Linked DNA regions of Homo sapiens: region 1 is linked to region 2. Evidence: chromatin loops called from intact Hi-C (ENCODE). Cell type or tissue: Calu3. All regions are shown on one strand. Links, peaks and the distances in the headings refer to the core of each region. The heading gives the core; the rest is flanking DNA. Region 1 overlaps LINC00882 (long intergenic non-protein coding RNA 882). Region 2 overlaps LINC00882 (long intergenic non-protein coding RNA 882).

Evidence for each region. Hi-C counts contacts between places; a loop is a spot of excess contacts. Peaks named below come from ENCODE experiments on the same cell type or tissue, not always from the same donor. Only the 100,000 strongest peaks of a DNase experiment are listed, where the experiment ranks them.
Region 1: it touches region 2 in a loop (6-fold over the local background); 1 of 110 quality-filtered maps calls a loop at or near these places.

What each region holds. Positions count from the first base shown.
Region 1 is chr3:107,215,801-107,218,626 of GRCh38, reverse strand. The region is part of intron 1 of LINC00882 (long intergenic non-protein coding RNA 882); the gene reads left to right. Among named protein-coding and RNA genes, the nearest start is that of LINC00882, 23 kb to the left of the region's middle. In Calu3, for the core only: no CTCF peak of the experiment used is centred there; DNase peaks (open chromatin) are centred at 1,236 and 1,596.
Region 2 is chr3:107,141,334-107,144,159 of GRCh38, reverse strand. All of the region lies in intron 1 of LINC00882 (long intergenic non-protein coding RNA 882), which reads left to right. Among named protein-coding and RNA genes, the nearest start is that of LINC00882, 98 kb to the left of the region's middle. RefSeq lists an enhancer at 871-1,410. In Calu3, for the core only: no CTCF peak of the experiment used is centred there; no DNase peak of the experiment used is centred there.

The DNA.
Region 1 (2,826 bases), core at 108-2,607, 74 kb before region 2:
ATTACCTAGTGTGGAGAGATTTTCCTCATCCCATGGTTTATTGTTAGTAAGAAGCTGTTATTTATGTTCAAGTGAAGTTTTCCCAAATGTTTGCCATTTGCAAATATCTTTTATTATTTTCGTCATACCATGGACCATCTATTCTGTAACCTGCTTAATATTTTTCTTTAAATCTCCAGCCTTTTAAAAACATACATAAGTTTAATTTCCTCCCAAGTAATAATAGTTGTGAAGTCATGGGCTGGATGTGCTGGTTATATTTTTCTAATATATTTTCAAGCAAATCTTAAAAAATTGTTCATTTCACCACTTAATATAGGAGTTGGCAAACACAGCCAAGCCATTTTAAAATATATTCTCCATGGCTGCTTTTAAGCTATAATAGCAGAGTTGTTTAGACAGAGACAATTTGGCCTGGGAAAACAACCATATTTATTATTTGGCTCCTTAAGAACAGGTTTGCCAACCCCTGATCTTAAATTATTTCCAAACTATAAGCAGAACATAAACCTACTCTGCAGAATGTCACCCAGTGCATTCGCCAAGGGACAGTGTGTTAGATCCTTAACATTTTTTCCAGAATCAGCAAGTACTTTACCTTTTTATTCTGGACATGAAATATTTAATCAATAATATATGTTCTGAGAACTTTGGTGACAAGCCTATTTGAGATCAAAAGAAAAACACAGACATTAAGGATAATTTATATATTTTTAAATAAAGGGAATTTTTGCCTATAAAAATATCTAATGGTAAAAAAAAAAAAAAAAAAAAAAGCATAAAGTAAGAAGTCAAAATTTCCCGGCAAGGAAACTCCATTCTCACCCATTAAAAACAAAATTCCTTATATTTCCTGCTAGTCATTTTTCTGTGCCTATTCAAGAGAAAATACATTCTTTTTGTTTTTTAAAATATAGTATTTTTTAAAATTAAAAAAACATATAAATATGCACTACTTGTTTATAACTTATATATACTTCTTTTGTTTAGAAGTATAAGTAATATGGCTAAAATTATAAGTTGTTTAATATTCCTTCCAAGTATTTCTTGAATCTTATTGAGATGCAATTTCTATATTGTAAAAATCACCCATCTTAGGTTTACAATTCATTGATTTTTTAGTAAATTTACAGACTTGTGCAACCATTACCGCAATCCAATTTGAGAACATTTCTATCATTCCCGAAAGATTCCTCATGCCCATTTGCCTTTAATCTGTGTTCCTGCCCCAGCCTCAGGCAACCACTAATCTACTTTGTTTCTATGGATTTGCCGTTTCTGGACATTCCACATAAACGGCGTCATATATCATACAATTTTTTGTATCTGGTTTCCTTCACTTAGCATTTCAAAGTGACTTTAAGGTATAAGGGGGAAAGGGTTCAAATAGCCCAAGGTATCTTTATTCTTTTGCTTAGGTTGCTCTAGTTACAGTCAATGATCTGTTTCCTTTGCTTTGGAAATTTGCCTTTGAGACAAGCAGTGATACCAGTGCCAGGTAACCTTTGATGTTTTAAAAGCAGTTCCTGACATTCACCACTTCCCAAACCTGTATGGCACACATGGAAATGTTGATATTTGGGCAGCACTCTGGAGTGAAGAGAAGAGACTGCTCACCGCTGGTAGCAACAGGTCCAGGTGGCTCTGGGCCCTGCCCTGGCCACTTTGAGTGGAATAATATCTTGGTACAGCTGTAGCAAATGTGCGTCAGCCCAGTGTGCTCTGCCATACAGGCTAGGAAGTTTTCCTACAAAGCTTGTGGTTTTGATGTAACAAAACCTTCTCAGTGTTCTTATGAAAGTGTCATATGGGCCCAACTCCAAGATCCCTTTTCTCAGCTCAGCTTTTATCTAAAATGATGACTAAAAGCCTGTTCGGAGGCTGCCAAAACCAGTGAGGAGCTGAGTTAATCTTCTCTCTAATATGTCCACAAATATAGATGTACCTATTCCTTTCTTAACAGCTGAATTAGAATTTCATTGTTTCAACAGAATTAATTTAATCCGTTCATTAGTGTGTTTTCCTCCTTTTTCATTATATGAGCTGTGGTAAAATTTCACATTGCCACTTGCATGTTCTTTCCTTCTTGTGCAAATATCTGTAGAATAAATTCCTTCAAGTAGGCCTGCTGGGTCACAGGCTGTGCGCAATTCAAATGTGGTTATCTGTTACCTGAAGTGGCAGGTTGATTAGCGGGATCCTGGCCACAGCTGATGATGGTATCAGTGAAAGGCTATGGGTACTAGAGCAGTGGTTCATAGGGTAGGTGCAGCTGGGTGAGGATGAATGTATTTCAGTGTGTCCTAGATGTGGAAATTGACTGGGGATTCTGATACGGGCACCACTATACATGCACGGGTTCACTTCCAGGCCACTGCCATAAAGTGAATATTGAAATAAAGCAAATCACATGAATGTTTTGGTTTCCCACTCCCTATAAAAGTTATGCTTACACTATACTGTAGACTGCTGTGAATACAATAGTGTTATGTCTAAAAAACAATGTATATATCTTAATTAAAAATTGTTTATACTAAAAATGCTAATGATCATCTGAGCCTTCAGTGAGTTGTAATCTTTTAGCTGCTGTAAGGTCTTGCCTTGAAGTTGATGGATGCTAACTAATCAGAGTGATGGTTGCTGAAGGTTGGAGTGGCCATGGCAATTTCTTAAACAACAGTGTTTTTTGCTGCATCAGTTGACTACCTTTGATGAAAGACTTCTCTGCAGCATGCAATGCTGTTTGGTAGCATTTTCGCTACAGTGGAACGTTTTTCAAAATTAGAGTCAATCCTCTCAAACCCTGCCACTGCCTTATCAGGGAAG
Region 2 (2,826 bases), core at 87-2,586:
CGTCTTCTGCATTGCTCACGCTGGGAGCTGTAGACCGAAGCTGTTCCTATTCGGCCATCTTGGCTCCCTCAACCAATTGTAAAGAGTACTTTTAAGCCTGTGGTGTAAGATCAGAATCTAAGAGGTCAAATGAGCAATTTAAAATAATTAATATTAATGACTTTTTTAGTCATTCAATTTCCTTTAAGACCTCATCAGTAGGTAGTTTACTTTCATCCCCTACTAAGAGACCATTTCTAACATTTGACAGTGTAACTTTGTTTTTTTTACAAATTTAGTATTCTGAAGTGCTGTGTAGTTGACAGTCTTCTACTCAGTGTGTCCTCCCAAAACAGCAGACCTGGTGTTACCTAGAGCCTGTTAGAAATGCAGAATCTTTGGCTCACTCCAAACCTACTCAATCAGAAGCTGCATTTTAACAAGATCCCCAGGTGACTTGTATGCACATTAAAGTATGAGAAGCACTAGTCAGCGACGCTGGAGAAAACCCTGCAAAGAGGCATTATTAAATTCACTCAGTGTGTTTTTATAAACCATTTATAACAAATAATAAAATGAAGTGGAAGTAAATCATCCCTTTGCACTCTGGTTCTTATAATATTATTTTTCAAATCTGTGCTCACTTCCTTCCCCTAATTAAAAAAAGAGACAGCTGTTCACTCTGTGCACCTGTGTTAACCCGGGTCCAGGCTCAGTTAGGTTTCTGCAGCAGTCAAGCCAGCTAAGCACAGCTGTGGCATAGCTTCAAATCAGCAGTTCTTCAGGCCACCTGTTACAACAAACTACATTAAAACACTCCCAAGCAATCTTGTCTCCAATTCCTTCCTCCCCTAGCCCCCAGTAGTATGCCATAGTAATTGAAAGCAATATAAATTACTTGTCAAAAGTAAATCTCTATGAAGAAAAGCAGCTGTGTTATATTGAAAGGACCTAATTTCACTAAATAGTTCCCTTCCTCCACATCAGTTAAAACCACAGGAGAGAGGGGTGGGATGATGGGTTATAAAATACCCTGAAATCCCACCAGAAGAGGCCTCTACAGCCAAAGCAAAATGAGGATCTAAACAAGAATCTTGCTAATGTAGCCAAGCCCAGAACTGCCGGGATAATTGAGGATAAGAGTTGCTTTGTTCTCCCTTCCCACTCCCTGCTATTTTCTCCTTCTCAACCCCCCATTTAGCTTTACCCTCAGCGATTACTCTACCTTTTTAGCATTCCAAGAATACCTCTAAGCATCTACCTCTTTCTGTGTACACCCACCGTTTCCTGCTCAATAGTCTCTTTTGTTTCTTGGTTAACTCAGTAGCAAGGCTATTGAGTCCTGGCTTAAAGCTCACATCTTCAAAGACAGGGGACCAGAACCATAAATGGGCACACTGAATAGCATGCAGCAGAGGTTTAGGAAGAAAAAGGACAATGAGGTCACAGAATCCAGTGCACCTCATGATAAGTGGCAGCTTTTGGCTTTGATTAGGGAGGTCCAGCAATTATAAATAAAGATGATCACATTAGTTATATTGGAACGCCTACATCATGTTCATTTATTCATTACAGAGCTTTGAGGGAGGAATTATTATCATCACCATCATCACCGCTTTAGAAAACCAAAGCTCTAAGAGATTTTAGAAAATTTCCAGTTAGTAAACTGTTGTATTAGAATTAACACCTAAATCACTGCTCTTGTTACAACAGCCTGCTTCCCTTCTGGGTGTCTCAGCAGATGGGCACAGCATGAATACAGACATGTCTGGCAACAAGGTGATATGTGGATTTGCAGCCAGGTAGTCATATGGTGGGTATTAGGAAAGTCTGCCTGGAAGTAACAGAACATCTGCTGTGGGCCTAGGGTTCAGGGGCAGGACTTGAATGCTGAAAGTAAAACCAAAACTAAGTAGGGTCTACTCTTAGGAGAATTGGGGTTCCTGACAGTTGTCAATTGTGGACCCTCAATTCAAGTAGAAGTAGTCATCTGGAATACAATGTGGGGACTGAGTTCTAGCAGGCAGTGACTAAGAACTAGGGACAGCAATGGAGGAAAAGAAGGAAACAAGGAAGTAGGAAAAACATCCCATTTTCACTTGAGACACGGACCTGTTGAAACCTGCCCAGTTGTCCCATAGAACTGATGTTTATGGGTTTTTTTTTGAATAAACATAGAAATGGACTTTCCCAGTCTTAAAACTTGATAAAATTATCTTTGTCTTATCTGAGTTCCTTCTTGAGGAAACCAGCCCTCAGGCCTCCCAGATGGTATCAAGGAACTGAAACTCACCAGACCACCACATCCAGATAATGAGAAATCAGACCCTTTATCCCTCATGATATCCTTACCCCACCCTAATTTCTGTTAACCTGCATGTGATTGCCATTCTTCCCTGCTATATAAACCCCTAATTCTAGTTGGTTGAAGAAATGGATTTGAGACTGATCTCCCATCTCCTTGGCTGCAGTATCCAAATAAAGTCTTCTTCCTTGGCAATACTCATTTTGTCTCAGTGATTGGTTGTCTGTGTGGTGAGCAACAAGACCTAGATGGAACCCCTGGGTGTTTCAGTAACACTATGAATGGAGTGAATTGCGGAATTCCCTCTACTAAGCATAGATCTGGTCCTAGAGACTGGGTTGTAGTGGAGTGTGAAGGTGGAGATGAAAACAAAGATGGAAAAGACATTTTCTGGGGCTTTCTTTTGTGGTACTAGAGATTTAAGTGGAAATTACAAAGAGTCTGACTTAAGCTAATTGTAAAAGGAATCCTCTAAGAATCCGGACTCCAAGTTTAAGACCAGCCTGAGCAACATAGCAAGACCCTGTCTCTATAAAAAATAA